Regions from separate parts of the Mus musculus genome. Here all the other regions are linked to region 3. The links are chromatin loops, found by intact Hi-C in ENCODE. Cell type or tissue: gastrocnemius. All regions are shown on one strand. Each heading gives the region's core, and the rest is flanking DNA. Links, peaks and the distances in the headings are about the cores only.

What was found. Hi-C counts contacts between places; a loop is a spot of excess contacts. Peaks named below come from ENCODE experiments on the same cell type or tissue, not always from the same donor. Only the 100,000 strongest peaks of a DNase experiment are listed, where the experiment ranks them.
Region 1: it touches region 3 in a loop (3-fold over the local background); 15 of 42 quality-filtered maps call a loop at or near these places.
Region 2: it touches region 3 in a loop (4-fold over the local background); 4 of 42 quality-filtered maps call a loop at or near these places.

The regions. Positions count from the first base shown.
Region 1 is chr5:21,780,137-21,790,839 of GRCm38, reverse strand. It overlaps Dnajc2 (DnaJ heat shock protein family (Hsp40) member C2), which reads left to right and starts at 5,675. Exons shown (of 17, transcript NM_009584.4): 1 at 5,675-5,851; 2 at 7,603-7,793; 3 at 9,444-9,519. The coding sequence starts at 5,788. It overlaps Psmc2 (proteasome (prosome, macropain) 26S subunit, ATPase 2), which reads right to left and starts at 4,093. Exons shown (of 12, transcript NM_001368661.1): 1 at 3,956-4,093. The coding sequence starts at 4,025. In gastrocnemius, for the core only: CTCF peaks have their summits at 3,897 and 4,099; DNase peaks (open chromatin) are centred at 4,119, 5,624 and 6,540; H3K4me3 peaks cover 5,132 bases; H3K27ac peaks cover 3,695 bases.
Region 2 is chr5:21,663,762-21,674,464 of GRCm38, reverse strand. It overlaps Napepld (N-acyl phosphatidylethanolamine phospholipase D), which reads left to right. Exons shown (of 5, transcript NM_178728.6): 4 at 3,862-3,976; 5 at 9,103-10,703. The coding sequence ends at 9,237. It overlaps Gm51277 (predicted gene, 51277), which reads left to right and starts at 536; the gene lies at 536-592. In gastrocnemius, for the core only: a CTCF peak has its summit at 5,067; no DNase peak of the experiment used is centred there; H3K4me3 peaks cover 232 bases.
Region 3 is chr5:21,731,533-21,742,235 of GRCm38, reverse strand. It overlaps Pmpcb (peptidase (mitochondrial processing) beta), which reads right to left and starts at 5,076. Exons shown (of 13, transcript NM_028431.2): 1 at 4,960-5,076; 2 at 3,227-3,367; 3 at 2,110-2,196; 4 at 1,622-1,751. The coding sequence starts at 5,058. RefSeq lists an enhancer at 7,804-10,657. In gastrocnemius, for the core only: CTCF peaks have their summits at 5,135 (motif pointing left), 6,430 and 8,984; DNase peaks (open chromatin) are centred at 5,072, 6,446 and 9,110; H3K4me3 peaks cover 2,161 bases; H3K27ac peaks cover 1,640 bases.

The sequences.
Region 1 (10,703 bases), core at 825-8,824, 49 kb before region 3:
ACTCTCACAGTGGTGTAAATTATAAGACAAAGTTGGCCTTAGCATGTAAGAAGCTGGAAGTGCCAGGCAGTAAAGGTTCACGACTTTATTCTCAGGAGTAAGGAGGCAGAGGCAGGTGAATCTCTGAGTCTGAGGCTAACCTGGTCTACAGATGAGGACTGCTAAGACTACACAGAAAAAAACCTGTCTGGAAAAAAAAAGAAAAGAAGCTGCAAGTTTAATCCCTAGTACTGCAAAAAAAAAAAAAAAAAAAAAAAAAAAAAAAAGGGGGTGGGGGGAGCCAGAACTAGATAAGCCCCAAGAGTAAGAATCTGCAGCGCACACGTTAGCACACGTTAGCACACGTTAGCAGAGTAAATTGGGAGCCAAGGAAGAGAAGAATCAAACATTTCTCAGGCTCTGTGCCTGGGAACCTCAATGTACAGAAATAATAACTAGAGAACCTGGTTAGCAGAGAGACACCTTAATCCACGTCAATTTTCCTAAGCTTTGGTATCTCTTACCTACAAAGAAGAGTCAGCTGGCCTGCTACCCTTTGGAAGCCTGTTTGCTGAATGAAAACTTGGATTTGGGGAGTTCTGATCATTTCAAAACTAAGAGTCGATCACTGTGCCAAACTATTTATTTGCACAAATAACAGCTTATGTATAACACCAACTTTCCTTCTGAGAGTCTGGAATTTCGGTATGGGTGAAGCAAAACCTGCCTAACTATCCAACCCCCAGTAAAAACAAAAACCCAAAACCACTGGGTTCTGGCACTGAGTCTCTAACACTCTTCCCACACTTATAATTAATTATCACACCATCCCATCTTGTTGAGACAATCAGGAGCATCCATGCAATTCTTATTTCTGGTTTCCTCCACTGTCCCTTTTGTCTTTGCATCTAACCACAATAAAGCCACAGTCACAACTATAACTGTCTAAGTTCTATGACTTGTCCTATAAATTTCAGAATCTAATGGTAATCTCAAAAATCCCTAACACCAGCTAGCCTAACACACCCCACTTGTCAACACAGGCAGAGAAATCAGAAAGTAAAGTTTCAGTACCAACATGAAGTAAAAAAGATTAACTGGGCTCCAAGTGACCCTGTCCTTCTGGTCCTGGCTGCCACTGTAGAATAGTAGCCATGGGCCTCAACAAAGATCACAAGGTGTCGATGCCTCACTCTAACCACACCAAATTCCTTGAAGAGATGCTCCAGGAAGTGTGTGGCTTTATGAAATGTATCCAAGGTCTCCAAGAACAAATGGAACTCAAATTCATCAAGAAGGTGGGGAATGAACCAAGAGGAAGCCATGAGGAGCTGAGCAGCCTACTAGTGACCTCAAGGAAAGCAGCTGCCAAGGGCTGACCCTACCTGCCTGCCACCTCCCACAATAAACCTTTCTAGACTAGAGAGAACGGGGAAAAAAACGTTAACTGAGCCATATGAGAAGAGACAGTTCCAGACGTGAATGGAGGAAATTCTGGAGAAACGATTATAGAAGACAATGAAGGACAGAGAAGCAGCAAAGAAGACAAGCAGTAAAGCTCAGCTAGAGAAGCTTAGTAAGGTTGCCTAGCAAAGCAGCTGCAGTCAGGGCAACAGAAGTCACCATCTGTTCAAGTCACTGTGTGAATTACAGTGATTAGAGACAACGGATGTATACTACATCCCACATACATAATTGCTTCCAAACTACACTGGAGAGAACACTTAGGTGACTTCTTTGTTATCACATGGCCAGTTAGTAAGAATCAGCACCAAGACATACATCTAGGTCCTCCTAATACCGACTTCATTCTTTCAGCTGTCTAGGCAAGAGAAAGAAGGAAAGGAAGGGAGAGAGGGAAAGGAAGAAAGGAAGGGAGTGGAAGAGGGAGAGAGAAGGAAAGAAAGAAAGGACAGAGGGGAGGGAGGGGGAGAAAAAGAGAGGAAAGACGGCAGGGAGGGAGAGGAGACAATGAGGAAAATGGGTTGTAGATAGAAAAGAGATAATAGGTTTTCTCAAATGTATGCTTTTAAGACAAAGTAGATATTAGTATATTTAGAGAAACAAAAGGAGAAAATTCTATAGGAACACACACTGGAGTAGTGACTGAGTCCCAGGGGAGAAGGAGAGGTAAGACCAGGAACAGACATGAGGTTAGACTTGACAGAGACTGGCACTGAGTCCTCTGAGGCAGAACTGAGTGAGAGGTAACGCAGAAGAGAACTCTTGAGGAAAAGGAGAAAGGTCATCCATCCATCAGCCAGGAGCACAGGAGCTAAACTGAGGGCTTGAGGAAGAGGATGAGACTCTGGCCAAGTGCAGTCAACAGCACGAACAATCAGCAGGAGGGGCCGGGTGAACCCAAAGCCTGAGTTGAAGTAAATTGATAGATAAGGTTGAAATGGTTTGAATAATGTGGATAGCCTATACGCAGAAAGAGATATGAAACAATGAAGTTCCCAGAGTTAAAAAGGAAGAGCATAAAGTATGATGGGAAGTTTGCCACTTTAGAAGTGAAAATGGAGTGAATCTAAGCGTCATTAGACTGGGATGACAGTCACCAGGAGTCAGGTGATCCCAGGGTATCAAACTCCCATTTAAAAGGATGCCACAGAACCAAGACAGGGGACAAAAGATCATGAGGCTTGAAACTGCAGCAACCTCATGGCTAGGTAAGAATAAGTCATAGCTACAAGGTTACCTTAGGCAATCCATTTCATTTCTCCAGCATTCATTTCATCATCTAACACAAAGAGAACTTTACCTTCACAATGTTTCTGTAAAGATCATATAAGATGCACTTAAAATCCAACACACTTTAGTCATACTTGAACTGCAAAATTATTACATCCAGAGAAAGACATAGGTTAGTATAAACAGATGACATACAAACTTTCTGACTAAGTTTTCCAATAGGGCCGGAGTTCCTGAAACTCTCAACGGTGTAAAACACGTTTAAGTCATGTGGCAGAGTCAGTGAAGATAAAAATGCTTTCTCTGAGAGAAGCAGCATAAATGGTGAAGGATAGGTGCTAGGAGAGTTGAAGTTGTTAAGAAAGGGAAGAGCGAGACACAGCAACATTGAAAAATAGTTCTTAAGGTAAAAGAAATTTAAAACTAAGTATGAAGATAAAGCTAAAAATGGTAAAAAACAAAACAAAACAAACAAAACAAAACAAGAGCAAAAAAGAGGGGAGTGGGGGAAAAAACTAAAAAAGGTGTGGGGATGAAGATTACATCCAAATTTTGACTACATATCATACATGAGTGAAAAAAAATGTCAACAAGCCTAGTCTCTGTGGGAGTCATTTGGCAATAATGATACCCCTGCTTCTAGAATTTAGCCTGTAACTTCCATGTGATAGGTTCTATAACACGGTCATTTGTGAACTGTTAACAATCGAAATCTCCACCAATAATTAAATGTTATTGTACTACCACAACATAGGACAATAAGCACATGGAGGGAACAGCACTTGCTATCACGAAATCTCTAAATTCAAGATGCTGATATACAGCAAGACACATTATGACAGACACACTCGAGTCTTGTTAAAAATATCTAGAAAAAAAAGAGTAAAATGGCAATTCACTTCGTGGCTGGAATCATGGGGTCAAGATGAGAGTTTATCTCTTCTATCTCTCTTGTACCATCGTGTTTCAGGATTGTCGCTACACAGTGACAATCTGTAGCCAAGCTGCTACAACTGGGAAGGAGGGAACAGGGCCGGGAGGTAGAATTCACAGCCCACCTGGCTGGCCACTTTTTGAAGACCTGCAAGACTTCAGGAGATACAGAACCTCAGCGCCTGGTAAAATATTCGAGGGGGCGGACGTGAGGCAGACAGACAGACAGACGGGGCTGCGGCCCAGAGCGGTCACCGCTCGGATCTAAGGCCGGCAGGGCACCGAGGCGGCGGGAATCCTGCGCCTCTGCGGTGCCAGCGCCGGCCGCTCCCGGCCCGTGTCCTCTCACCTCGGATGGGCTTGTCGTCCTTCTCCTCCTCTTTGGTTTTCCGCTGGTCCGCACCTAGGTAATCCGGCATTTTAGAAGCCGCAAGTGCCTCCGCGTCTCGGTGATTACACAGCACCTTTCCCGCTTCCGCTGGTGTCTTCCCTTTCTCTTCCCCACCGGAAGTAGCTCCGCGCCCGGGCGCCGGTTCCCTGGACATCTGGGGACTGCACGCACGGCTGACGGGAGGAAGGGTTGTCTGGTGGAAGGAAACGCGTGTTCACCCCGCTCCCTCACAACTCCAGTCTTTTTTAGATACCCGAATAGGAACGTCCAAGATTAGCCCTAGCTCAGTTGATGACCTAAAATCGTGATTTAGTCACTAGTAAATAATACACATAGGCGGGTAGTTTATTTCATCTCTAAATAGTTTGCCTCGCAAGACTGGAAAGGCGCTACAGAGCAGGCCTTGTAGAATGCCTGGCAGTTTGGACGCAGTTAATTGGTGGCTAGATCTACAAATTGAATAAAGATAATGCATTTCTGTTAGGGAGTGTGTATCCAGGTTATACAAAGATCCACAACAAGAAAGGAATCTGGTTGTTATGACAGGAAAGGAGGAGGGAAGATTAAAAGATAGAGGGAAGGAAAGTAGGTAAAGAATTTGGACATATTTCTCTAGAGGAGATACACAAATGCCAATAAACGGACGCATGAAAGGATGTTAAAATCAAAAGCACGTCATTCTCTTTAGGATGGTTCCTCCTCCTCCTCCTCCTCCTCCTCCTCCTCCTCCTTCTCCTCCTCCTTCCCCTCTCTCTTTCTCTCTCTCCTTCTTAAGACTGGCTCTGCGTGGTCCTGGCTATCTAGCAACAGATCAGGCTGTCTGAGAACTTAGAGGTATCTGCTGCGACAAAGGCTGTGCGCCACCATGACCGACCCATGGATCACTATTATGTTTAAAAAGAAAGTTTGACCGGATGTTGAAAAAAAAAATAGATGCTGTTTACACTGTTGGTGTAAAATACTGCAGTGCTTGCGAAAAACTGAAAATAACTAAAATAAAATCTATATAAACTAGTTATCCTACTGCTAAATATCAAATGCCAAAAAGTTGGAAATAGGATTTCAAAGAGATCCGTGTACAGCCCTATTTATAGCTGCATTAGCAAAGGCCAAATGAAGAATAACCCAAGTACCCAAATACATAAGATGGGTAAACAAAAATGTGGTTATGGGAATATAGTATTATTTGGCCTTAAAAAAATAAATTCTGTGACCATTATACTAGTGAATACACCGCTCACATAGAGACAATGTTATAATATATAACATTATTAATATAACAATACAATGATATATAGTTATATGATTCCACTTTTATGAGGTACCTAGAGATTGGTGGTAGCTCAGCACTTGGGAGATTTAAACAGGATATTCACAAGTTAGAGGCCGGCCTGGGTGACAAAAGTGAGTGAAGTTCTTTTTCAAAATTATTTCCTCCGTCTTGCTCTCACGTGAAAAAACAAACAAAAAAACAAAACAAAAACCAAAACAATCCTTTTCACGTAGGAACTGATGCGTCTAGGAACTGTTCCTTCGAGCTCCTTGGTCTCCGGTCGGTTTAGAGTCACAGAGGAAGTAGGCGGCCGCGCGCATTGGCGCGAGGCCGTGGGGGTGGGGTTGGCGGCCGCGCCGTGCGAGCCCCATCCCGGAAGTGCTCACTGGTCGTCTCCATGCGCCGGCTCCGGGGCGTAAAGCCTAGGCGCGAGGCTCAGACCACAGGTAGTGCGGACGCGGAGGGCCCTGCCTGCCGGCCGTGAGCCGCGGCGTCCGCGGGACCAGCCCCAACCAGCATGCTGCTCCTGCCGAGCGCCGCGGAGGGCCAGGGCACCGCCATCACCCACGCTCTGACCTCCGGTACGTGCCCACCAACCCAGTTTCCGCCCTGCCTCGGGCGCCCCTGCCCCAGCCCTGTCCCTAGCAACCCCTGGCTCGGTAGCCTTGACCCCGGCAATCTGCTCCGGGACTCGGGGGACTGTGACGAGCCCCTGCTGCTCAGTGCTGTAATTTGAAGTGTCCCCGGTTTCTCGGAAAGGAGGGTGGGGGCGTCTTCCTTGTGCACCTGTGGTTCCTTCATCCTGGTGAGGCTGCTGACTCACGGAGCGGGCTGAACAGCTGAGGACCGAGCCCTCCTGTACCCCGAAAGGCCCCCTAAGGCACCCCCCCTGCCCACGGCGGAGCGACCCCGCTGCACGCACCCGCGTGCCGGGAGAGATACAAAGCCTTGTAAACGCTGTTCAGCCCTTCGCCTCCACCTTTGCTCCCGGCTGTGTATTTTGCTTGTCGGAACTCAGAACTTCCTCATTCCGTTGGAAGCCCCCTGTGAATGCTCCTGGACAGCTTGGCGTACACCAAGGATGGTTAAAAGCACAACTTAGCCTCCTGCTGTAGGGGTTTTGGTTTATAGCCCTGCACGCCAGAAAGTATTTCAAGTGTCGGGTCTCTCATTTTAATGATCTACATTAATTCCCATAGCCGCTTACCGTGGGCACTTGTTGAATATAATTTTTAAATGTTTCCCATGGCACGTGTTGCGTTTGTGTGTCGCGGTAATCCTGTAGTGAGGGAAAGGCTTCCAAGACACGGTTTTGAAAGCCACGCCCCCGCTACTCAGCCGGTTCATTTTCGCGTTTGACTCCTCTCCTGTGTTAGGTGGAGGAAATCTTAATATCATAAGCCAGTTAAAACGTGAAAAAGAAAGGGTCTTAGAAAATGATGCCCACAAATTGTGCACCAGAAAATTGCCCTTTGATTTCTTAAGAAATTAAAATTATGATCTTTTTTCCTGACACAGATTACCATTTTTTAATTTCTGTTATACATATCTACAGTTATTTATTCCATGTTACTTTCTCTACAACAGTTTAAAGCTTTAAAACTGCATTCGAATATTCTAGGAACTGGGTGAGATAGGTATTGTTTCCATCCTGAAATGATTCAATCTGTTTCAAGAAATTTACAGTTCTAGATTAAAGCCCTGAAATTCTGGGTTTACATCCAGCCTGTGTTATTAAGACATAGAAACGGTAATGAGTTCTCAGCATTGGCTTGGAAAATTGTCTATTTCAACAGATTATTGTTAGAGAATCCTTAGAATTATTAACCATTTTAATAGCTAATCTGTTAATAATTAAGATCGCATGAGTGTGCAGTCTTTGTTTTTTGGTAGCTTTTTATCATTTTTTTTATTACTATTACTCGTTTCTTGCCTTCCCTTCTCACATCATCAGGAAAATATTGATTAGCTGCTGAAATTATTTTCTTATGCTTAAAAAAAATAACTGATCAAGTGTTTTTGAGTGCCACACAGCATGTGTGCAGAGATCAGAAGAAAAGTCCATGGAGTCAGGTCTCTCCTACCTTCATATGGGTTCTGGGCATTGAGCTCACCTCATCAACCTTAGTGGCACATCAACTGGAAGAGACTGCTGGAATAAAAAGATGTTACCAATGATAATTTGTTACCCAGGGTGCAACTGGGATTTTTATAGTTGGTGGTTTTAAAATTATATTCTGACATCATTGTTCTGCTCTCCCTAAGAAACTGTGTGGCCTTGAAATAGATGTGTTCCATGCAATAAATTAAGTCTTACTGTTCTCCCTCACAGCCTCTTCAGTCTGTCAAGTTGAACCTGTGGGAAGATGGTTTGAAGCTTTTGTTAAGAGGAGAAACAGAAATGCTTCTACATCTTTTCAGGAACTGGAAGATAAGAAAGAGTTGTCAGAGGAATCAGAAGATGAAGAGTTACAGTTAGAAGAATTCCCCATGCTGAAAACACTTGATCCCAAAGATTGGAAGGTATTTGCTATGCAGAGCTTTCGCTCATTCAGAGCATCAAACTTAGGCTGCATTCCTAGTTTCCCATTAGTACCCTGTATTTTAAGGCAGTTCAACATGATAGTCATAAGTAAGCTCTTAATTGCTAAGCCCATAGTATGCTGTTTCAGCCATAGCTGTCAAGCAAGCCTTCACAGCGAAAAGTAATGTCTCTGGGAATGGTGATGTGCACCTATAAACGGAGGACTTGAGAAATGGAGATGGGAAAGTTAGAAGTTCAAAGGCCTTGACTACACAGCAGTTAGAGACTAGCCTGGGCTACATAAAGCCCTATCTTTTAAAAAGCAGACAACAAACTCCAGCAGATCTTTAAAACAGGAGTGGCAGTTAATGAAGTAGAGAAGGGAAAAAAGGCATTCTGGGTAGAAGACAGAATACCAGAGACACAGGAGTGAAGAATGTCTGACCACACATGGGGGATCAAGGCTGTGGAAAAGTAGGCCCAGAAAAACCTAGTCTAGATGTTTATGCTATATTTTTAAAGCTATATTTAGGAATGAATTAATATCCTTGAAGACATTAAGTCATCAGCGTTTCCCAGGCTAGCCTCAGGGAGATAAGTCACTGGAGTACGTGTAAGACTGTGTAAGTTCAGCCCCAGAACCCAGTTTAGAAAGTCTGGGGATTTGGTAGGGGAGCAAAGGGGACAGGAAGAATCAGAAGACTTGAGGTTCTGAGCAAAGCACGTTATGTAATCCCAGCACTGCGGTGGAAGAGACGGCTGTGTGTGCTTACTGATGAGCTAGTCCAGATGCAAGGTGGACCCCAGGCAAGTGAGAGACTGACTGGAGGAGGGAAACGCTTGACTGCATGAGGAATAACACTTGAGCGTGTGGTCTGGCCTCCACGTGCACACACACACAAGCTCACATGTCTCTAAGGTTGAAAAGAACCATTCTGTTGGCAATGTGGAAACTGAGTAATGTTCTGCACAGGCAGAGCCTGTTGATGGAGATGTGTAGCCAGGGTTGGAGGAGTAGACTAATGGTAGCCAGGGCTAGGATGCAGACTAAGGAACGTTGCAGGGAGTTTTGGGTCGAAATATTAGTAAAGTTGTCTTATAGTTGGTTGGACATTGGTCTGTGGCTCATTAAGAGTCTTTTGGACTCATGTGCATAAAATATCAAGAAGGCTGTATTGTCATCCACGACTGGCGCCTAACTTACATGACTGCACAATGACTTACATTCTTTTTCTTGTTGGTTGGTTGGTTGGTTTTGGTTTTGTTTTGTTCTTTTGATATGGGGTTTCTTGGTGTAGCCCTAGCTGTCCTGGAACTTGGATCTGTAGACAAGACTAGCCTTGAACTCATAGAAATATTTGGGCCTCTGCCTCCCAAGTGCTGGGACTTAAGGCATGCTGCATCACCACTCGCCTACTCATTTACACAGAGCCATTCTGTACAGAAGCTCTGGATTCTGCTACGGATGCTGCACTTCCGTTTGCTTGCTTGCTTGTGCTGCTAGAGATGGAACTCGGGCTCATTTCATGCTAAGCAGGTGCTCTGTGGCTCCAGCCTGAAGCCTCGCTTTGGAAAAATTTTAATGATATTAAAACATGAGGGTTGGATGTACTCTGTTCAGATTTAACTCCCTTTTGTGTGTTTATCAGAATCAAGATCATTATGCGGTTCTTGGACTTGGCCACGTCAGATACACAGCTACACAGAGACAGATCAAAGCAGCTCGTAAGTACTTACTTAGTATGGGAGGTATAACTCCAAACTCGGGGGTGCAGCACCCTGAAGTTCATGAGACCCCATCTTAGAAAGGGAAGGGATTAGGGGGACCTTGAGTGTTCTCAGAGTTCAAGTCCTGCAGGAAGAGATCAGAAACCCTGTAAGAATCATTGCCCATCAAGGAAACGGGTTTCGTTTGTTTTGGGTTTGGATGGTGCTGGGAATCAAACCTGAGGCCTTGAGTCCTGGCCAGCTCTGCCTGCCACTGAGCTTCATGCCTAGTCCTCTGCTCTGAGGATTTCTTCCAGGTAAGAGAGAAACAGGGTCTTGCTGTTCAGACCTTAGATCCATGTCCGCCTTCCAAGTGCTGGGATTGTAGACGGTTAGGTATGATCACCATGTTCTCGTCTAATTAAAAAATTAGGTCTCTTTTAGTTTTGCTTCCTAAAAAAGATTTTAATTTTGAAAAATTAGATGTGTGTATCTGTGTGGGTATGTGCACGTGAGTGTAGGTGTGTATCTGTGTGGGTATGTGCACGTGAGTGTAGGTGCGTATCTGAGGGTATGTGCACCTGAGTGTAGGTGTGTATCTGAGGGTATGTGCACCTGAGTGTAGGTGCGTATCTGAGGGTATGTGCACCTGAGTGTAGGTGCGTATCTGAGGGTATGTGCACCTGAGTGTAGGCGTCCTCAGAGGGCAGAAGTGGGTTATCAGATCCCCGACGGGGAGTTACAGGAAGTTCTAAGCTGTCCAGTGAGAGTGCTAAAATTCCTTTGTAAGAGTAGTTGTGCTTTCACCTGTGGAACTGTCTTACAACCCTGTTTTTGCTTCTTAATACAGTATTTCACTGTGTAGGCCTTAAATTTGTGTCCTGCTGTACTTAGCTTTCCAGATGCTGTGATTATGGGTGCATGCCCTCACATACCTGGTAGTATTTATGTCTCAAGATTGGTCATTGTAGCATGTGACTTAGATTTTATTAATGAGCACATATTTCAGAGAACAACATGCATTAAGCTATGCTACATAGACTCTCCCTGCTGGCCAGAATAGAGCAGAATAGAAGAGGGAAAGCCATAGCTTCACTGGCTGAATGGCAATGGTGGTATCTGGTGCTCTGCAGTGTGAGACCAAGTGATCCATCGTTTGAAACAGTACTCAGCCAGGCACTGCTGAATTGTTCTTCACATTC
Region 2 (10,703 bases), core at 1,220-9,219, 67 kb after region 3:
GCAAGCACTCTGATCGCTGAGCTATATCCCCTGCCAAATTTGTTAACCTTTAAGCTCACCAAGCCATTTTTCTTATTAACATCTATTGTTTTATTCTATTAGCATCTTATTTATGTCCTCATTGTGGGTAGGTTTAGACACTTCCACCTGTTCTGGATTCTTGGTAATTATTAAAGCCATTGCAACTTGCCAGATGAGGTGGCACAGGCCACTGATCCCAAACCTTAGAGGCTGAGCAGGAAGACCTGTTCCAGAAAACCACCACCACTACATACCACAGCAGAAACGGTGTAAGTCAGTATGAGGATTTGAATTTTGCTTTTTCCATCCAAATTATTTTAGTTCTCACGAAACTTCTGAAAATATCAACATGGCTTTAAAAAAACTTACAGATAATTTTCCAACGGTGTTAGTTTTTCCTCACTACGTTAGAGTAGCTCTTTATAATTATGAAAACAGGTCTGCACAGGCTGCAGCATATGCGCGTGATGCACGTGTCTGGCGATGCAGCAAGCTGCAGGCTTACAGTTGGCCCCTTCTCTGCAGTGCTGCCTTCTCTCTAGACTGTGAGTGGCGGGGCTGGGGACATCGCCTGCTTTAAGAACATTAAATGTGGGAGCTCACATGTATTGTGGAATCTCTGTGTGTGTGTTTTGTTTTTGTCAATACTGTTTTAAAATAAAGAAAACTCAGGAATTCTGTGCACATGTAAGCTGGTTATAGAAAAAAAAAACTACCCACCCCCCCAAAAAAAAAACCAAACAAAAACAACCAAACAAACCAAAAACCATTGGCTTTTAGTTTTGTGCTGGGCATATTTCATCCCTTCCTCTGGGTTCTCTCATGCCCAGACATTGTAGCTAAGTCAGCTGGAATTTAGCGTTTCCTGCTTTTCTCAGGTGCAGCGCTGGGGATTGAATCCAGAGCCGGGAACAAGCGAGGCCGAGTGATTGATAACTAGCCTGGCCTGACTCCTTAGCTAGAGAACACAGAGGCTTTGTTTGTGGGTTCCTGGAGCATTCGACCGCTGTACAGTAAACATCACCCTTGTGCTGATGCACACGGCTGGGCTCTTCCGGGAGGAGTTCTGGGAAGGGTGGGGCGCCGTGAGAGCGCGCCCCTTTGATCTCTCTAGCGTTTGTTTCGAGTGGCAGATTAGGATGAAAAGATATGAAGAAAAAGTTTTTTCCTCAGCTAAACCAACGGCTTAAAAAGTTAAACAGGTGTGTCCTTTGTATACAGAATAATTTATTTTTCCCCTGAAGATGATGTTTTTGTTAGTTATTCTCTGGGCAGGTGCTGCATTCAATGCTCTCACGAGCTGTCTAGGTAACCCAACCGTCGCGAGTCCTTTAGAGGCAGGATCAGAGTTTATACTTCATAGACAAGGAAGTGAGAGCTCAGGGTATTTGAGAGAACTTTCCACAGGCATTGTAGCCATGGCAGGAACTGGGACCAGAAGGCTCTGTGCTTCAGGAGCCTGGGCTGCTTCTAAGGCTCCAGTCGGCCTCTCAGGGCTCTGTCACGTGGAGTCACTTGCCTGTTTTTTTTTGTTTTTTTTTTTTTAAACCGCACCACACCCTTCAGTTTTGTGTTTTTTTTTTTTTTTTTTTTTGGTTTTTTAAAGATTTATATTTTTATTTGCATTGATGGTTTGCTTTCGAGTATGTGTGTGTGGGGGGGGGGGAGGGGTGCCAGCTCCTCTGGAACTGAAGTTGACAGACAATTGTGAGCTGCCATATGGGTGCTGGGAATTGAAACCAGGTCCTTTGGAAGAGCAGCCATTGTTTTTAACTGCTGAGCCATCTCTCCAGCCCAGTTGTATGAAGTTTTAAGTAAAATTCCTTGACTAGCAGTAGGATTTTCTGTCCCTTATCTTTAAAGTTTGTACACGTTACCATGTACACTAGTTATTTTTGGGAAAAAATCTTGGTAATGCAGTCCAGCCTTGAACTTAGGATCCTTATCTGGACTGGCAGGGTTACAGGTCTGTGTGCACAGTACCTGGATTGATACACCAACTCTCGGCTTGTTTTTCATTTGGTCAGTTTGTATCTGCTCTATATTTTTATTCTGTAGTAACTGGAGTTTGGCTTCCAGTTCTTTACCCATTATTACATTTCTTTGATTCATTCCTAGCATTGCAGAGTATTTGCTTTTTAAAGTATAAAGTCATGCTTTTAAAATATAGCACCAGTAAAAATCAAAATAAATATGAAACAGAGCTTGAGAGTCACTTGTTTAGCAGTTTATACACACAAGACTTTTGCTTTTTTTTGCCCCCAGAGAAAAGTGAACTGAGAGGAAATGGTTTACTGACTGTGAATGGGCTGGGCTTCAGTTTAGAATATATATGATTTTAAATTGAATATATACATATACATACACACACACACACACACACACACACACACACATACGTGTATGAGTGTATAATTTCTTTATTGAGGTAGGGTTTCTCTGGGTATCCCTGGCTGTCCTGAGACTATCTCTATAGATTAGGCTGGTCCTGAACTCAGAAATCTGCCTGCTTGTGCGTCTTGAATGCTGGGATTAAAGGTGTGTGCCACCGTAAGATTTTATTTAGAATATTTGTGCATAATTTTGTGTCTGTGTGAGTGAATGCCTGTGTGTGGGTGCCCACAGAGGTCAGAAGAGGGTCTGCTTCCTTAGAGCTGGAGTTCTAGGCCATTGTGAGCCACCTGATGTGGGTGCTGGGAGCCGAACTCAGGTCCTCTGCAGGAGCAGCAGTCTTGACTGCAGAGCTGTCTCTCCAGCCCTGCTTGCTGTCTTACAGTTAAGTCTTGACGCCTCCAGACTTGCTCTGGGGCTCCCTCTCATCACTGTGTGTGCCCCCCTGGAATTCTCAATTCTGGCTGCAGAAGCCCAGTGCTAGTGTCCCAGCCCAAGGTAGTTACATCAGAATCACGGAGTAGCTTTTTATTGTAGGTTTTCCAAATGAGTGTGGTGTGAATTTAATGGCTAAGAAGTGGTTGGTGTCAGGTACCTTGTTCTTGTTGCTGTGTCTGCCGGTGATTCGGTCTTAGGCGCACTGACATAGAGTCAACCTAAGGAATAGTGGAGGCTGTACAAATAACCATTGTATACATGGATAAAATCCTCAGATAATAAAAATTGTGAAAACTGTGAACACAAAAAGCTGCTACATTCTCAAACGTTCACAGTCCTGTGAAGAATCTTTTTTAAAAAATATTTATTCATTTATTATATGTAAGTACACTGTAGCTGTCTTCAGACACTCCAGAAGAGAGCATCAGATTTTGTTATGGATGGTTGTGAGCCACCATGTGGTTGCTGGGATTTGAACTCAGGACCTTTGGAAGAGCAGTCAGAGCTCTTAACCGCTGAGCCATCACACCAGCCCATGAGGAATCTTTTTGATTTAAGTTTTATTTTATTTTATTTTTTGGTTTTTCGAGACAGGGCTTCTCTGTGCAGCCCTGGCTGTCCTGGAACTCACTGTAGACCAGGCTGGCCTCAAACTCAGAAATCTGCCTGTCTCTGCCTCCCAAGTGCTGGGATTAAAGGCATGTGCCACCACTGCCCGGCTTATTTAATTTTAACTGAGTGTATGTGTGTGTATGTCTGTGTGTATGTCTGAGTGTGCAAGTGTCCAAGGAGGTCAGACAGAGGCACTGGATCTCCTGGAGCTGAGGTTATAGGCACTTGTGAGATGCCTGATGTGGAAACAACTCAGGTCTTCTGCAAAAGTAGTTTATGCTCTTAACTGCACAACTCTCTCTCCAGATATGCAGACTATCCAGTGTTGATTAGATGAAGCAATCATTTGGATTTGGCTGTTCGCAAACACTGCATTAATTAATGGCTGTATTTCATCAGGTGGTTTATGAAATACCAGCATGCAGACCCAGAAGATGCTGTAAGGATTCACATTGACCTTCAAACAAAGAGATCTGTGGCGATTCACTGGGGGACGTTTGCCTTAGCTAATGAGGTAAGTTTGATTTAAACAAACAAACAAGCTAGCTTTGATTGTGTGTTTGGCTGTTGGTGGGATTTAGGTATTGCTGTGTTCTGGCTTTGAGAGACAACACTGTGGTATCAAACTCCATACAATTATAACAGTCACCGCATAAACTGGCGTGTCATTATTAGTAAAATAATACTTGAACACAGTTTGAATAAAACCTGCATGGTGTGCTGTTGCTTAGTCTGATTCTTCAGTTATCTCTGTGTGATGTAGAACATGAATCGTCATGGCTCACTCTCCAGATGACTTGTGCTCTAGCAGAAGCTAGAACCCATGAACATGGCTTGTTTACTGGAAGGTAGAAATGCTATACTGTAGGACAGATAAATTGGTCTCAGACACAGGGAGGGATCTGGAATTGCTTCATGGAAGATGCAAATTTTAATGTGGCAAGAAGGAAGGTATCTTTCCAGAAGAGGAAGGGGCAGAACATAACGGGGGCAGCACACACTGGAGAAGTGAGGAGTTGTTCAGCAGGAGAGTGGGTGGTGGAGGGCAGCCGGAATAGAAGCATCTAACCTATCCAGTTAACTTGATTCAGTGCTTGTTATCTCTGACATTGGGGTAAACATGGCTTAGTCCTGAACTACATCAGAAGAACGGACTCTTTCTTAGGGGATTCATCCCCAGAGCTCTGCTGCCAGCCTGGGTTCTGGGGTCAGGCAAGTCTGGATCTAGAAGGGGTTAGAAGTCAACTTCTCTTTGGCACACTGAGGCTCCTTCTATCTCCTAGCACCTCTCTGCAGAGACCCAATGTTTTCTTGCTTGCCTTCTTGTTCTGCTTGCTCTTGGCCTGATCCTTCCTAAGATATGGTTTGTTCCAGAATTACCTAATACACTCCCTGTTCATTTCCCTAACCCCTAGTTAAAGTGCCTGTTTTATGATAAAATAACCCTGTGTAATGCCGCAGGTCATTGACCATGCTGCTGGAGGTGGAATGGAGCAATAAGTGACAACCTACAGAGCCAGGAGGAAGGCTTCCCCACCCCCACCAGAGGGACATGTGTGCATTTGGCAAGAGGCAACCTGTTGCATGCGTATACTGCCATTTGATGGCAGTTTCTTCTGCCATCTCTGTGTGGTTGTGTGTGTGGACATCCCATGGGTATCCTGTCAGTGACCTAGATGGAATAGTAGTATTTATTAAGCCTTTGTAAAGGAAAGCCTGACGACTCAGCCTCAGTGATGGGCAGTCACGAGGGAGGGCTCTTTGCTGAGATGGAGAGACAGGGAGAAGATCTAAACCTCAGATGTCAAGACCCATTTCACTATTAAGCCTTCAAACATCGTGCTGAATTGTCTCGAAGAATACAGTATAAATAAAGCTTAGTAAAAGCCTGAATTGTAAAATTATCTTTTGTTTGCCTGATGTAATTGCTGTCTCCGAGGTTTACTACCTCTGTCTTCTAACCTATGCCTGGTCTTGGAAGCTTCCAGCCTCCATGCAATCTTATCTAGGCCTAGAATGTTTTCAGCCTCTGAGACTTGGCTACTGAATAAGTTCACCCTTATGTAGTTCTTTTTCATCTCTACCTGGCTGGTTCAACTCAGCTGTCTTAGCTCAAAATTCCTCTCCAATCTGACTTGATTCAATCTGGCTTCTTGCTCTTTTCTCCTGAATTGCTCTACTTGGTTTCACACTAACCCTAGCAACCTGTTCCAATCTTCTGGCTCCTTCTCATTCGCTGGCTCATTCTGTCTTCACCTGTATCTAACTTGTTCTTCCCATAACCTGTCTCTGTGTGAGTGTCCTCTTTTTTGTTCGTTTGTTTGTTTGTTTGTTTTTTGAGACAGGGTTTCTCTGTGTAGCCCTGGCTGTCCTGGAACTCACTTTGTAGACCAGGCTGGATTCGAACTCAGAAATCCTCCTGCCTCTACCTCCCGAGTGCTGGGATTGATTGTCCTCTTTTAAAACTGCCCCCCCCCTCTCTCTCTCCCCTCCCTCCCTCCCTCCCCCCCCCCCTCTCTCTCCTGCTCTCTTAAGTAGCTTCCCTTTCCTCTCTCTTCTGAGAGCTGGGCATATCCTATTCTGTCAAAACTTTCTCTGATTCATCACTTTTTCTGCCATTCAATTAGACATCACTTTCAAACATGGGTGCTTCCTTCTACAAACTAATGTTACCTTCATTGTTTGGGACTAAAGGTGTGTAGTAAGGATGTGTCTGTATTCCAGCCAGAGGGATGAAAGGTGTGTGCTAAGGTTGAGCCACACCACAACTAGAAACAGGGTTTTTTCAGTAAATAACACAATCTTGGGATTCACAGTGTGATCAAATAGGCTGCAACACCTAATTATTTAGTAGTTGGTTGAACGCTGTCAGCGACCCTCTAAACATAGCTGCAGGCAGGAAATAAACAGAGAGGAAAATACCCACATTATATGTTAAGCCCCAAGAAAAGCTTCCTGGCTTTTATATTTTGTTGATTTTCTCATCACTCCTGGAAAGGATTGAGTGCTGCAGGCAGCAGGCCTGGCCCCATCCTGCAATGAGGAGACGCAGCCCAGCACTCCTGCTGGGCAGTCTGAGGAGTTGCTTCTAGAGACGTTGTTGACTCCTGTGTAGCTGGGATCGTAAGTCACAGAAGAGAATTGCAGGTTAGATCAGAATCAGGGTGACTCAATATTAAGAAGCAGTAAACACCGTGGGCAGATTTCAAGTGTAGGCATTCAGAAAGATAAGCTTGGGGCTGGACAGATGGCTCAGTAGATGGAGTATTAGAAAGTTATAGAAGTTTATAGCATTCTTCTGGCTTAACTGCTGCCTTAACTGCTGCTGGCTGACTGTTCATTAGCTGCCTTATTCCTGTTGTGATGCTGCTCAGGAAAGAGTAGAATTGCTGTGCAGGCAGTCTTTACTGTGGATTTATTAGTTGTGTCTAAAGTCAGTGGGGAATGTAAACTGGGGCTTGGTGAAGGAGCTCTTCCTGTCCCTTAATCTTCCTACTGTCTGGATTCTTTCACCTTTCTAGATCAGCTCCTTCCCCAGTCATATTTACATATAAGCTGTCTCCTCCTCTAGCCAGAACCGCCTCCCTCTTCACCCTCACAGACAGCTCAGCCTTCATCCCACACATTGTCCGGTGCACTCTGCTCATTTCTATAGAAGACCTTTACAATTTGAATCAAATCACAGCACAGCGTGACCTGGGAGCCTCATGTTTGGGGTGAAAACCTGCTTGCCTACAGTGCCCTGAGCAGCCCAAGCTATTGGGTGTATGCTTAGAGGGGGCTTTCTTGGGAGGGCCCCTGAGATTATTGTCTTTAAGACAGACCCCATTTCCAGCACTTTGTTCCCTTTTTATTTCCCTTTGTGTTGGTCTCTGTATTAGAAGGGTAAGACTTTTGTCTGGTTCATGAGCTGGCATGCTCTGTAGATACCTAGAAGACAGTCTTCACAGAAGGGGACAGACAGACTCCCCACTGGCGACTAGTTCAGAAAAGTTGACTTGTTTTTTAACTTCTAAATGTTACCTTTCTAAGTAGGTAGGGAAAAAGAAACTTCGAATCCATTAAGAAAAAAAAAAGCTATTATACAGCATAGAGATTTAGGTCAGAAGGGAAATAACTTTTAAAAAGGGGGATGAAGTTGGAATGGGGCGGGACTGGGAGGAGATGAGGGAGGGGATAAGGAGTGGATGTTATTGAAATAGATTGTACACGTGTATGAAATTCTCTAATAATTAGTAGAAATAATATTTATTAGTGTGCTTATACCTCTGGTGGTGTAGCTATATATTTCTCTTAAATTGTTCTTTTTACTACATCACAACGATTCTCTAGTTTTCTATGTGTTTTTAAAAATGTTTTTATGTGCATGAGTGTTTTGCCTGCATATATGTCTGTGTACCACACCTGTGCCTGGTGCCCAAGAGGGCCAGAAGAGGGCATCTGATTGATGGGACTGGAGTTACAAACAGTTTTCAGCCACCTCGGGATGCTAGTAATGGAGCCTGGTCCTGTAGAAGAGCAACCAGTGCTTTAACCACGGAGCCATTTCTCACAGCCCTTCCAAAAATTGTATTTTAAAAACAAATTAAGTTGTTTACTTTCATACTTTAAATTTCTTTGTAAAAACAATTTCATTCTATGTTCAAGTGGTCTGCACTTTCAAAATAATTTACATTGGGTGTTTGTACGGAGCATGGGCACCACAGGATGGATGTAGAGGTCGAGAGGGTCAATTTTATTCGTATACCATGTGGGTCTGGGGATCTAACTCAGGGCTCCGGGTTTGAAATCTAGTATCTTTGCCTGCCAGGCATTTTGCCAAGACACTTCAAACTTTTTAAGAAAGTATTCAAGTGTGCAAAAAACATTCTGGAGCGTGTTTTGTACCATTTTGTTTAAGCTTTATTTATTATTATATGTAAGTACACTGTAGCTGTCTTCAGACACACCAGAAGAGTGAGTCAGATCTCAATTATGGGTGGTTGTGAGCCACCATGTGGTTGCTGGGATTTGAACTCAGGACCTTCAAAAGAGCAGTCAGTGCTCTTAACCGCTGAGCCATCTTGCCAGCCTCTATTGTGCCATTTTTTATGGTGCTAAGATCACTGAGGAAACGTGGGGAGTCAGGGGACTGGGCTGCAGTATCTGTTTTCAGGGGCCACCTTCATCCTCTGACATGGTTTGTTCATGGGGGCTTTGTGGATACCACCCTTCTCCATCCAAAAATATTTGCTTGTTCACACAAACACAGATTGCAGAGCCCCAGATGCTTAAATGTTAACATCCAGTCCTCTAGTATCATTTCTTGGTATTGATTCCAGTTACACTGAAATGTATCCTGAGATGATCAGCTTTTGTGTAATCTAATGCCACCGATGCAAGGCGGCCCATGTGCACACAGACTTTGGATGGACTCATTTCTATCCAGCAGTCAACAGTTCTAGTGACTTAGTAATTAACGGCTTCCGTTGGGTAAGAAGACGTGTTTGTCTGATTTGCAAATGGTTCATTCAAAGAAAAGGGGATTGTTTTATGTGGGCAACTTTTGGTGTTTTGATTTTATTTTCCGTTTGAGTGCTTGTTTGGAATAGCCATCAAGTGTCTGGATTCTAAGTGTCCCTTTTTTGCCATCACTTCCAGCATTACCTAGAGCCGCCAGTGAAACTGAATGAAGCTCTAGAGAGATACGGACTTTCTTGTGAGGATTTCTTCATACTGAAGCATGGAGAGTCGAGATACTTGAATACCGATGATAGAGCTTTTGAAGAAACATGAAACTAGGAATTTTCAGTGACAACAAAAGACTAAGAAATTCACAAATATTATGACACTTTTCACATGGAAACAATTTCTGCAAGTGTGTGTTTTGTTTTATATTATAACTTGCCAATTGATAAGACTAGCTTACATAAATTGTGGGAGTCTAGGGATGGGTTATTTAAGAAACTGTCCAAAATAGACTTTAAAAAACCATACCAATGATACAAACATTGCAAAATATTGTTTTTTATCAAAACATTATATTTTAGTGGCAGTAAAATTTCTGAGGTTGTGAAAAACTGACATTAAAGTTCCATTTCTTTTTCTATTCAGGGCTTTCTACAGAGAGTCATGCTTACCTTTCTAGATTACACACACACACACACACACACACACACACCACACACACACCACACACACACCCCTTTCTTATATTTATGTAATGATAAACTTGACCTCCACATGGTCATTAACTGCTGGTCGTGGTGATGCACACCTGCAGTCCAGCACTCCAAAGAATAAGCAGACAGGTGACAAGTTCAAGGCCAGCTAGAGCTACAAGTGAGAGAAGAAAACATTAGCTTACGTGCCAAATGTTAAGTGATTTTGTTAACCATAAGAACATAGTTGTTTGGGCTAAATTTATTTTTTTAAAATAGGTTTTTTTTATTGTGGTCAAATATACATCTCATAAAATGATCATTTTAACTATGGTGAAAAGAAGCTCTTTGGCATCAACTGTTTGCATAGGTGTGCGGCCATGAGCATCATGCACTTACATCTCTGAGAGGGCATCATCCACACAGCTGCATTTCCCAGGTTCAAGGCTGATGGGCAGAGAAGGCAAGAGTGGGTTTGGGACTTAGGGCAGACCCTGTCCAAACCCAGCTATAACTGAAGCCTCTCCCACAGGAGAGGATGTATTCCTGAGTGGGAGGACTTCACGCACTGGGGCGGCTCTCACTTTCTACTTCCTCTGTACTCTCTCCTGCTCCCTGCCCCAAGATGTCAGGTAGACAGATGTACTAGTGAGTTTTACATGACTTGGATGTGGTATATATTTTTATATTAAATGACCTATAAGCACAAGTGTACCTTTTAGTAAGCCATTGTGAAATGCCAGTAGTTACTCTGTGGCTATCTGCTGCCCAGGCTTTGTCCCAGTACGCCTCTGCATTCACAGGTTTGTTCTGTACCTTAAGGAAGTGAGCTGCGGGGTCTTAGTGAACGTACACTCTGCTTCTGCTTTCTAGACCAATGGGACAAAGCAGTGAGTTTTCTATATATATCAAATATTATATAGGGAGTACTCAATAATTTGATTCATTTGCATGGGTGATGCATGTCACCTTGGCCTCTCATTGGAATTTTGCCCATCCCATCATGGACTTGATTACCCCAAAACAAGTAACTTTTATGTTCAGACCCAATATCACCATGTACAAGAGGACAATGTTAACCTACCTCCCGAGGCAGAGAAT
Region 3 (10,703 bases), core at 1,635-9,634:
GTACATGGGTAGAAACACTTCTACCCATTTTCACATAGCAACAAAGCTGCAGTGTAACAAAGGAAAGAATCGCTATACCCAAAATATGCCTTCAGGAGCTGCTTACAGAATTGTGTCTGCTCAAGCCTTAACAAGGTAAAAAGCCAAAGGGGAAGTAAATTTTATGGGAAAAAAATCTCCAGAAAGGATAAGGCTGATTTACTTCACTGTGATAGCAACGTAAATTGTATTAAAGGTAAAATGAACATATGCCCCTTGGTTTCCTCGCTCTGTGCTAGTGTGAATTTCTCTCCCTTGCTTCAGTTCACTTCACAGGACCTTGTCTGAGCCAACTAACTTGAAATACTATGGGCAGGATAAATCATTGTGAAGATGATTGTGAAAAGGGGAAATTACCAATTTCATTTTTTTTTAATCATCATCAATAAAACCCAGATGGGAAAATCATAACCCAAGAGAGGAAGTGGGGGAGCTGCAGACAGCTGGGGTCAGGACCCCTTTACAATACCCTGGTTTATGTGGGACTGGGAGTCTAGACTGAAGTTTCTAAAGTGGTATTTGTTTGAAACAAATGTTTCCTCTGAATGTCTATCTCATTCTCTATGTTGGTAGAGCAGTACATATTCTTCACTGAGGCTGTCCAAGTTTCTTAATTCAAGAATGGACGAGCATAAAGATCTGGCCATAATCTAGAGTCAGGAGCACTTATAATCTAATGCTAGCCAGAGACATGAGGATTCATAAAACGCGCTGGCCAGCAATCTAGAGAAATCTGGGTGAGCCAGGTTCTGGGAGAGATATGGCTCAAAAACTAATGTGGAGAGCATTGATGTCAATCACTGGCGACACGTCACAGAGTCCTTGTGTGGGTCACCAATCACATGACAGAACTGACAAACTCTGCAGTATCTAAAATTTTAGAGTAATACAACTGATTATAACACTGCAGCTATAAAAGTTAATAACTGGGCTGGAGAGATGGCTCTAGCGGTAAAGAGTACCGACTGCTCTCCCAAAGATGCTGAGTTCAAATCCCAGCAACCACATGGTGGCTCACAACCATCTGTAATGAGATCTGATGCCCTCTTCTGGAGTGTCTGAAGACAGCCACAGTGTACTTACATATAATAAATAAATAAATCTTTAAAAAAAAGTTAATAATTTTGCTAATTAACTTTACAATGCTATTTTGTTTTCCACTGGAAAAAATGTTTTCTGTAATTAATATACTCAAGACCTATACAAATTGCTGTGCTATCCTGTCAAAACAATTATTTATTTTTACAAAACAAAATTTTCAATTTTGCTAATATAATCATAAATAATATAATAAATAGTATAAGTAAGCATTTCTTAATTTTGCTCAGGACTAACAGTTTTGCAATGAGGGAATAAAAGTGATTAAGACTGAGGCAGAACTCTATTTAAATCAGGTGTACGAATCCCTTTAGTACAAGTCTCCAACCTGCACTTGGAGGGAGATGAAAACAGGCGCCCCTCTGGGGCTTCTGCTGTTTTGCTTTTACATCTCCATCAGTTTCACAATAGCTACACAAACCCACAGCGCTGCATTAGACGTGAAGCCCTAGGAGAATCACACTTCCGGCAGCACAGATAGTACCTCTGGGCAAATCTCTCGAGAATGCTTTGGCGTAGTAGACAGTCTGCTCTCTGGAGGTATAGGCGTTAAGATGAGCGCCCATATTCTCAATCTCAAGTTCAAGGTCTAACTGGGACCTCTTTTTAGTGCCCTTGAAATAAAGGAGAAAGCACAGTTAGGATACTCTCCCTTTACCCTTCATATAGTCTAAACGTATCAGATAAGAAGTATTCTGAACAGAACCCAGTGTCAGTCATGCAAAGAGAAGTTTGTAAAGTATACTTGGTTTCAAAAAATACCCATTAAAAATGGCTTGTGTATATCCCAAAAGAGAACCCATCCTTCAATGTCAAAAAGTAATTATCATTAATTATTTGAAATACAACACCGAGGAAATAAAACCGGCATGGGGCATGTTATGAAGCAGCTCTTGTCCCTCTGGTACAGTGTCTGTGATGACACCCGCCCGCCCTCTCCTAGAGACCAGTGGGGAGCAGCCAGCGACTTGCCTTGAAGGCCATGTGCTCCAGGAAGTGGGCGGTGCCGTTGTTCTTCTCATTCTCATAGCGACTTCCCGCATCGATCCACAGCCCAACCTGAAGGAAAACCAAGCAAATCAGACAAACCCCCACATTTGGAGACATGGCGGCCGGCTCAACAGTTAAGAGCCCTCGCTGTTCTTACAAAGGAACTGAGCTAGTTCCCAGCACCATGTTAGGCAGCTCACAGCCATGTGAGCTCTCTCCTCAGTGTCTGCGACTGCCTTCGCCCTTCCTGGGTACCTGTACTCACATGCACAGTCCCATAAAAAAAACAAAATTCAGTTTCTGGACACACAAGGTCATCTCATTCCTTTTTCTGGAAAATGTTTTCCAATCTGACCATGTCTCTTTGACTACAATGAAATGACAGTTCATTCCTATAACCTGAAACTTAATTTCCAGCAGGCTGTTACAAATATCAGACTCAGCCAGGTGGTGGTGTTATATGCCTTTAATCCAAGAACCTCAGAGTTCGAGGCCAGTCTAGTCCAGGGCTATACAAATAAACCCTGTCTTGAAAAAACAAAACAAAACAACAACAAAAACAAGTATCAGAGTCAAATTCTTAACATAGCTCATTTAGCACATCTAATTAATAACTGTGGAATAGACATCAGGGACTGTCAGAAAGTCAGGCTCAGATACAAGCATAAGCTTTATAACCTCAGATAGCCACGTGACTCTCCCTGAGCTTGTGTTGCTGACGGCCGTGGGAAAGTGGCCAGGCTCATGACCGTCAGAGGCAGATGTCAGCAGTGAGAGAAGGACATAAGCACTCGGTACCAAAGTGCACCTGGAAGGGAAGGTTCAAGCTCGGAGAACCCAGCCAACCAGAGAGCTGCAGCTGTGGCTGCTCCCTCCCAGACAAGGTGCCGACTAAAGACTGTAGCAGCCAGCCGGGCAGTGGTGGCGCACGCCTCTAGTCCCAGCACTCAGGAGGCAGAGGCAGGCGGATTTCTGAGTTTGAGGCCAGCCTGGTCTACAGAGTGAGTTCCAGGACAGCCAGGGCTACACAGAGAAACCCTGTCTTGAAAAAACAAAACAAACAAACAAACAAACAAAAAAGACTGTAGCAGTGACTTACTGTGCACGTTGAGAGCCCAGAGTTTTCAGAAGCTACTCTGAGTCCATTTTCCAAACATGTCACTTGTGTCTCGGGGACATTCAGCACAACCTGTGGGGCAGCCTGTGTGCTTCTTAGTCGGTCCCCTCCAAAGTACAACGGCTGACGGGAGGAGGAGGGAAAGAGAGAAAACATTACTGTCCTGGTGTTCAGTGTCAAACAAAACAACCTCAAACAGACTCATTCCAAAACCACTTTCCTAGCCCGGGGTGGATGTAATCTGCTATGTGTGTCTGTGTGTGTGTGTCATTGGCAGAAAGCGCGGAGAATGAGGTCCCAGTTCTGGTTCCACTGGGCTCTAGCAGTAGCCTAGGAAATGTTCCTTAACCAACCGCTCTGTCAAACAGGCAACACTTGAGAGAACATGCCTTTCTCTCCAAGAACGGGAGCAGTTAGCACATTACCCTTCAACAAGCACCCTGATTCAGCTACCTCTCCTACAGATGCTTCATATTCACTAAGGACAAAAAGTCAAGAAACTGAAATAACAATACAAAACTGACTGTGTAGAAGTGAGACAGACGGGATGCTCCTGTTCACAAAGGACAGACAGAAACAGGACAGATGCTTCAGAGGCTCTCGGGCCAACTGGTTTGACTACAGACGCTTCAGCAGCTTTTTCATGTTTTCATATTGAAATGAGAAAAACGTATTTCCTAAACCCTGACCCAAAAACCTGAGACTGACCTAACCGCCAGACACAGTGGTGGTTTGAATAGGAATGGACCACAGAGGCTCACAGATTTGAACACTTAGTCATCAGAGAGAGAGACTACTAGAAGGTTGGAGGAAGTGTGCCACTGGGGTGGGTTATAGGGTTTAAAATGCTCAAGCCAGGTCCATTATCTGTCTGTCTGTCTGTCTGTGTCTATCTCTTGCCAACCCAGATGTAGAACTCTTGGCTCCTTCTCCACCACGTCTGCCAGCACTCTGCCATGCTTCCTGCTCTGATGATGATGGACGAAACCTCTGAACTGTAAGCAGCCCCAGCTAATGTGTCTTCCTTTATAAGAGTTGCCATGGTCGTGGTTTCTTCACAGCCACAGCCACAGGTACTTAAGAAATGTGTACGAGCCCGCACTGTCCTGCTTCTGTGACCCAAAGGCTTTCTGCTCCCTGATCAAATAATACACCATGACCTGACTGTGCCCTACTGTGTAGGGGCAGGCGGATCTGAGGCCAGCCCGATCTACAGGGCAAGATCCAGGACAGCCAGAGATGTTACACAGAGAAACCCTGTGTAACAACGATGTCTCAAAATATCAAAACCAAAAGCAAACCCAACTTCAAATTCATAAAGCGCTTGTCCTAGTTTCCTTTTCTCGAGAGAGAACAGCCCGACATACAATAACATTGGTAATAGCAAACTAACAGACAGACAGACAGACACACACACACACAGAGAGAGAGAGAGATCCCTTTGGAGCAAGACAACTCTCAAATAAGGAAAACGCTGGGATAAAACTCGGATGAACTGAGGTTGACGCTGTCTGGTTTGGGTGTCCATGGGCTGAGGATGGCGCTGTCTGGTTTGGGGGTCCACGGCTCCTTTTCTTACCTCCCGCGGGTGGCGTGGAGGGGGAGCAGCCGCCCCGCCCCCTCTGCGCCCGGCCGCAGCGCCCCGGGATAGCGGATCCGGAGGCCCGGCCCAAAGCACACCGGGAGCCGCCGGGGCACGGCGGAGCGAGACTCACCTGAGCAGCGGCGCGGCGAAGCGGAAGCCTTCGTGTAAATCCCCACAGGCGCCGCCGGGCCTCTGGCAACAGCGTCCGGGATAGAGCGGCCGCCGCCATCTCTGCGGTGGAGAAAGTGGAGATGTACTTCCGGGTCATGACTCCAGGCCCCAGAACTAGAGGCTGGCTCCACCCTGTGGCGGCAGCAGGAATTGCAGTCTCTGAAATTCCTTTGATTCTGTGTCTGGGCTTAGAACCCTCAATCCCTTCACCCTTTGACTCCCTCCCCAGTTCGCTCCAAATAATCAGGTCTGTAGAAATGATGTGCAAGACACACAAGGGACAAAGTGAACGGAACATGTATCCCCAGGCGGTTGGAGTTAATCAGAGAGATCCAGTGCGGGAGGGACAGACACATTGAAGGATCTATCATGTTGGTCTTCGTTGTTCTAATGTTTATAGCGTTGCTTATTCTATTCCATAGGAATACCTTTGCCGAGATTGCTACTAAAAGACAGACGCTTTACAAACATAATCTTACATTCTGTTACCATGATTTAATGTTATTTACTTCCACGTCTTAGGGCTCTGCCAAAACAAACTGCTCTTACCCGTTCCTGGGTGCCTCTTTATCCACATACACTCTAATGAAACTAAAATTTGTCAAATAGCCACTTTAGCCAATTGTCCCAGGGTTTGAGGCTTAACGAAAATAGCAAGCACTTTTTAAAATTAAAGCTTTTTATTTAACTTATTATGGGGAGGGGGTGGGTGCATGCCACTCCAAGCTTGTGGAGGTCAGAAGACAACTTTATGCAATCAGTTGCCCCTTCTACCTTTGCATGAATTCTGGGGGTGGAACTCAGGTGGACAGGCTTGCACTGCAAGTGACTTTACCCGCTGAGCTGCCTGCAAGCCCCTAGCAAGCTCTTTTCTGTGAGGAAGCGACTATTACTTTGCTAATTTTACAGTGGGAACTGAGGTATTGGCTGCCTAACAGGCTGTTTAACACTAAAGAGTGTGCGCTGTAACTTTAGAAGTTGGAGTTCTGTCTAACTTGACCCCTTGTTGCCTAATACCTAATTTACATTATCGTTCAGGTATCCTTTTCCCACCCAGCCTCCTCTTTTAACTATTCACCATTTAACAACAAGACAGGAAAATCCGGGCCGGGCGTGGTGGCGCACGCCTTTAATCCCAGCACTCGGGAGGCAGAGGCAGGCGGATTTCAGAGTTCAAGGCCAGCCTGGTCTACAAAGTGAGTTCCAGGACAGCCAGGGCTACACAGAGAAACCCTGTCTCGAAAAGCCAAAAAGACAGGAAAATCCCTTGGGCGCCTCATTGTCAGTTTGTAGCTGTAATGGTGACAACCAGTCAAACGTCCAAACCAGGAACTCCATGTCACCTTTGGTTCCTGCCTCTGACTTTCCACTCTGACTTCTTGCTATTTTATCGATAGCCATTCTAAGTGTAGAAGTTTAGACAACTGCCCTCCAGCTGGCGGCGCTGTTTGCGAAGGTTGTGGAACCTTTAGGCAGTAGAGCCTTACAGTAGAAGGCATTGGGCACAGACTCTGGAGGTTTCATAGCCTGGTCCCACTTCCCGATCTCCCTGTTTCTGAGCTGTGATGCAGCTTGATAGCGCCTGTTCCTGTCGCCCTGCCTTCCCCATCACGGATGGATGGAAGCCCTCTGGAACTGCAGGTTATTTTATCACAGTGACAGTAAAAACAAAACAAAACAAAAACTAGAAAAAATGGAATCTCAACATAGTTTGAATTTGCATTTCTCTGAAAGCCGTGGGTCGTGAGCATTTTTTTGTTCAAATATTTGTTGGTCATTTGTACTTTTAAAATCTTTTTCCATTTTTGAATGTATGTGTCGTGCATATTTTTGGTGGGAAGGACCACCCGTGAATGCGTGTGTTTGGTGTGTGTGTGTGGTGTGTGTGTGCACGCGCGCGCGCGCGCGCGCACGTTACATGAGAAGGTCCCAAGCTAACGCTGGGAGTTATCCTTGACCACTCTCCTACCTTGTTCATGGAGTCAGAATCTCTCACTCAACCTGAGCTCACTGATACGGCTCGTCTCTCCAGCCGGTTTGCTCTGAGGATTCCCTGCCCACCCTCCATTTGTACAGTAAATATGTTCACTACGGAGCCATGGCCCTGCCCCCCGTTTCTGATTTTAAGGGAAATGCTTTCAGTTTTTCTCTGTTTAGTATAATGTTAGCTCTAGGCTTACTGACTGTATTATAGTCTTTATTATGTTGGAGTATGCGCCTTCTGTTCCTAGGAGGATCGTGAAGGAATTTCTGCATCTACTGACAAGGTTGTGTGGTTTCCATCATATTGCCTTTACAAGGTATATGTTTACTGATTTAAGCCATCCTTGTATCCATGGGATGACACCAGTTTAGTCATGGTACCCCATGGTTTAGCCTGTTGGTGAATTTGCCATGATCCTCTTGGAAACTTTATATCTATGTATCTGAGGATTTTTTTCTCTCATTTTTGTTGTTGTTTTGTCCTTAGCCAGTTTGGCCTCAGGAGAATGCTCCTGTAGGGCGTCTAACAGTGTTCCTTCTCGTTCTCTGTTTTATTGACTAGTGTAAGGCACAAGGACTTTCCCTCTCTTGTAAGAAGCTGGTAGAATGCAGCAGAAAATCTATGTAGGATGAGCTTGCCTTTGCTAAAGGCTATGACTGCCATGACCTTGCTCATTGTGGATGTGCTTAAATTGTTTAGAAACGCCCTCCCCCACCACCTCCCCCCTCCCCTGCCACCTCCCCCCCAAACCCCAGCTTCTAATTTTGGCAGGTCACAAACATCAAGGAATTTGTTCATTTTTAGTTTTTCAAGCTGTGGGTTTCCTTGGGCTTTGCTGTAACCCCCCCCCCATCACCTCGCGTTTGTAACCCCCCCACACACATCCCCATCACCTCGAGCTGTATGCTTTATGCTAAGTCTCTGTGTGCTTCTCCAGTTTCTGTGGTTTCTCTTGCTGTGCCTGTCTGCTGCCATTGCCCTGTAGTCCGCTGAGTTTCAGTGAGCTCTTTTGATTTTTTTTAATAGTTTGGATATCCTTTGGGACCTAGACTGTGCCCTATTTTTTAATTACATTTGTTTACTGGTTTGGGGAGGTGGTGGTGAATGTGTCTCATTAATTGCTTCTCTCCTTCCTGTAAATTGTGACTTATTTGTCTGAGATAATTGTTATCTGTGAGGCCTACGGCTTCAGTCTGCCAACCTAGGGCTAGTCCTGGAAGCTTCTAGCCTCCATACAATCTAAGGTAGACCTAGAATATTTTCAGCCTCTGAGACTTACTGTGGAATAAGCGCATCCTTTCTAGTTCATTCTGAGCTCTGGCTGGTTCAGCTCAGCTGTTCTGGCTCAAACGCCATGATACTGTATTATAGTTAGATGTGACGTTACCATTGGGGCAGCCTAGATTCTTAAAATGCAAAAAATTAGTTACAACTGCCGGTGAGCCTGTAATTATAGCCATACAAAAACTTTAACTAATAAAAAAAAAAAAATAGGGGCTGGAGAGATGGCTCAGTGGTTAAGAGCACCGGCTGCTCTTCCAGAGGTCCTGAGTTCAATTCCCAGCAACCACATGGTGGCTCACGGCCATTTGTAGTGTGATCTTATGCACTCTTCTGGTGTGTCTGAAAACAGCAACAGTGTACTCTTAGACATAAAATAATAAATGAATCTAAAAAATAAAAAATAAAAAAAGAGGTTACATTTCTCCCAAATCTCTTTTTCTGGGAAGGAAAAAGGGAGAGAATATTGCTTTCTCCCTACTGGTCATTATGCATTACAGTCACCGTTTCAAATGCACAAGTGTGTGTGGGAAGGGTGGGGAGGGGAGACATTGGTCACAGAGCTTCTTGGGCAAATTGAAATAGGAAGAGAAATTGAGAGTTGCTCATCTGGCCATAACTAAAAAGGTAATAAAGGGAATGGCAAATGAATTGGAGCAAAAAAATCTCTGCCTGGCTCATAAAGCCTTCCTGATCCAGCCATTTCTTGGTGGCCCCCTGGTGACAGGAATGGTTAGTGTGCTATGGGATGTGTCCTTGTGTCAGGCTGCGAGGCTGGCAGCCTTTGTGCAGTCTGGACACACTGACGTGTTCCAGCTCTATTCCCTTTGTCTCTTGCCTCTTCATGAAGGTTGTACTGAGTGGGCAGCTGGCCGTGAGCCGAATGTATAATCACCATGGGAACCGGGGCTATAATTAATCCCTGGGAATGTGTCCCAAGGCCCCCACACGCCTATTGTCTAAATACCTCTTGAATACTTCCCTGTGTTCTGAGCAGTTACATGTGAGTGACTGTCCATGCGTTCCCTAGTCTGTATGCGCTGATTTGTCCTTGAGAGCAGAAAAAAAAGAACAAAAAACAAAACAAAACAAAACAACCCTACCATGTAACAGTTTACACAGACAACATCACAAGCAAACCACTGAATGTCCTCCCCAGGAACCTTAGGTCAGTATTCACAATGTTAGTAAAATCTGATTCTCTATCTTTATCCTCACTCCCTCTGGTTTAAATGACCCCACACTATACGGCACTGTGTGTCCAGTGGTCCTTCTAGGGTGCATGAATTAATTGTCTCCCATTTTGTTATCTAGCTGGTGTTTCATGATTTTCACTGAACTGTCATGTGACTTCTGCCTCCAGCTTCAAGTCACTCCATGCACCTTCCAGGAGACTCCGAAGGAGAGATAACCGGCCTTCTGGGCAAATGTGCAGCTCTAGGTATCTCCTGGGAAAGCATCAGCAGGGAACTTGAAAAAAGGCAGGCCAGAGGGTGGTGCTGAGGTCTGAATGTGGGTAGTGTACCATGAAGTATGTTAAATACTTGGTCCCCAGACTGGAACTATTGTTTTTGTTATGGACATTTAGGAATTTTGTTATGGTAATTTTACATGGGGTTTCTGCTCCACTTGATCCTGTACAACTCCCACATAAAAGACACAAAACCCTGGTATTTAATTAGCACTGTTCTGAGTGGTTTCTGAGGGAGTCTAACCTACATCCCAGCAATAGGTCATGTGCTAATTGCAGTCTGTGTCACAGGACTTCCCTGTTCCATGTGTGTCCTCAGGGTGAGCTTCTCTTGGCCATGTGCTCATGGCCCATTCTGCCTCATGGCCACCTCCTTCTTCCCTCTCTGTCCTCCCCCCACCCCCAACACCCCCAGACCCCTACTCCATTTCAAGACCCCTACTCCTTCCTCTCTCTCTTGTCCAGTCACAGGCTTCAGCCTTTTATTGTCCAATCAGAGATGACTGGGGAGCATTCTCTACAGCACATTGGTCAATACAATGCCCATGTCTAGACTGCAACCTGATCTTGGGGTACAGAACTCAGCATCTGAATACATAGCATACAGGACCCCTCATAAAGACTGCGGGACCCATCTTTTCTTTGCTTCCTGGCTCTATGACATGCTACTGCTATAATAACACCGCCATTAGCACACACGCAAAACATAGGGACAACCAATTTTGGACTTCACTCTATAAAACTGCGAGTCAAATTATAACCTTCTCTTTGTTTCATAGTTTTGTTAAGTTTTTTGTTGTTGTTGTTGTTTTGTTATAGTGATGCAAAGCTGACTTTGTACACATTAGGATTTTTAACTTACTATGGAAATGCTGAAATACCACAGTATAAAGTTTTCAAGGATACTGTCACTTGGTTCCAAAGAAGCTACTCTTAGGTTGTGATTATAAGATTCTTTCCAATGGAA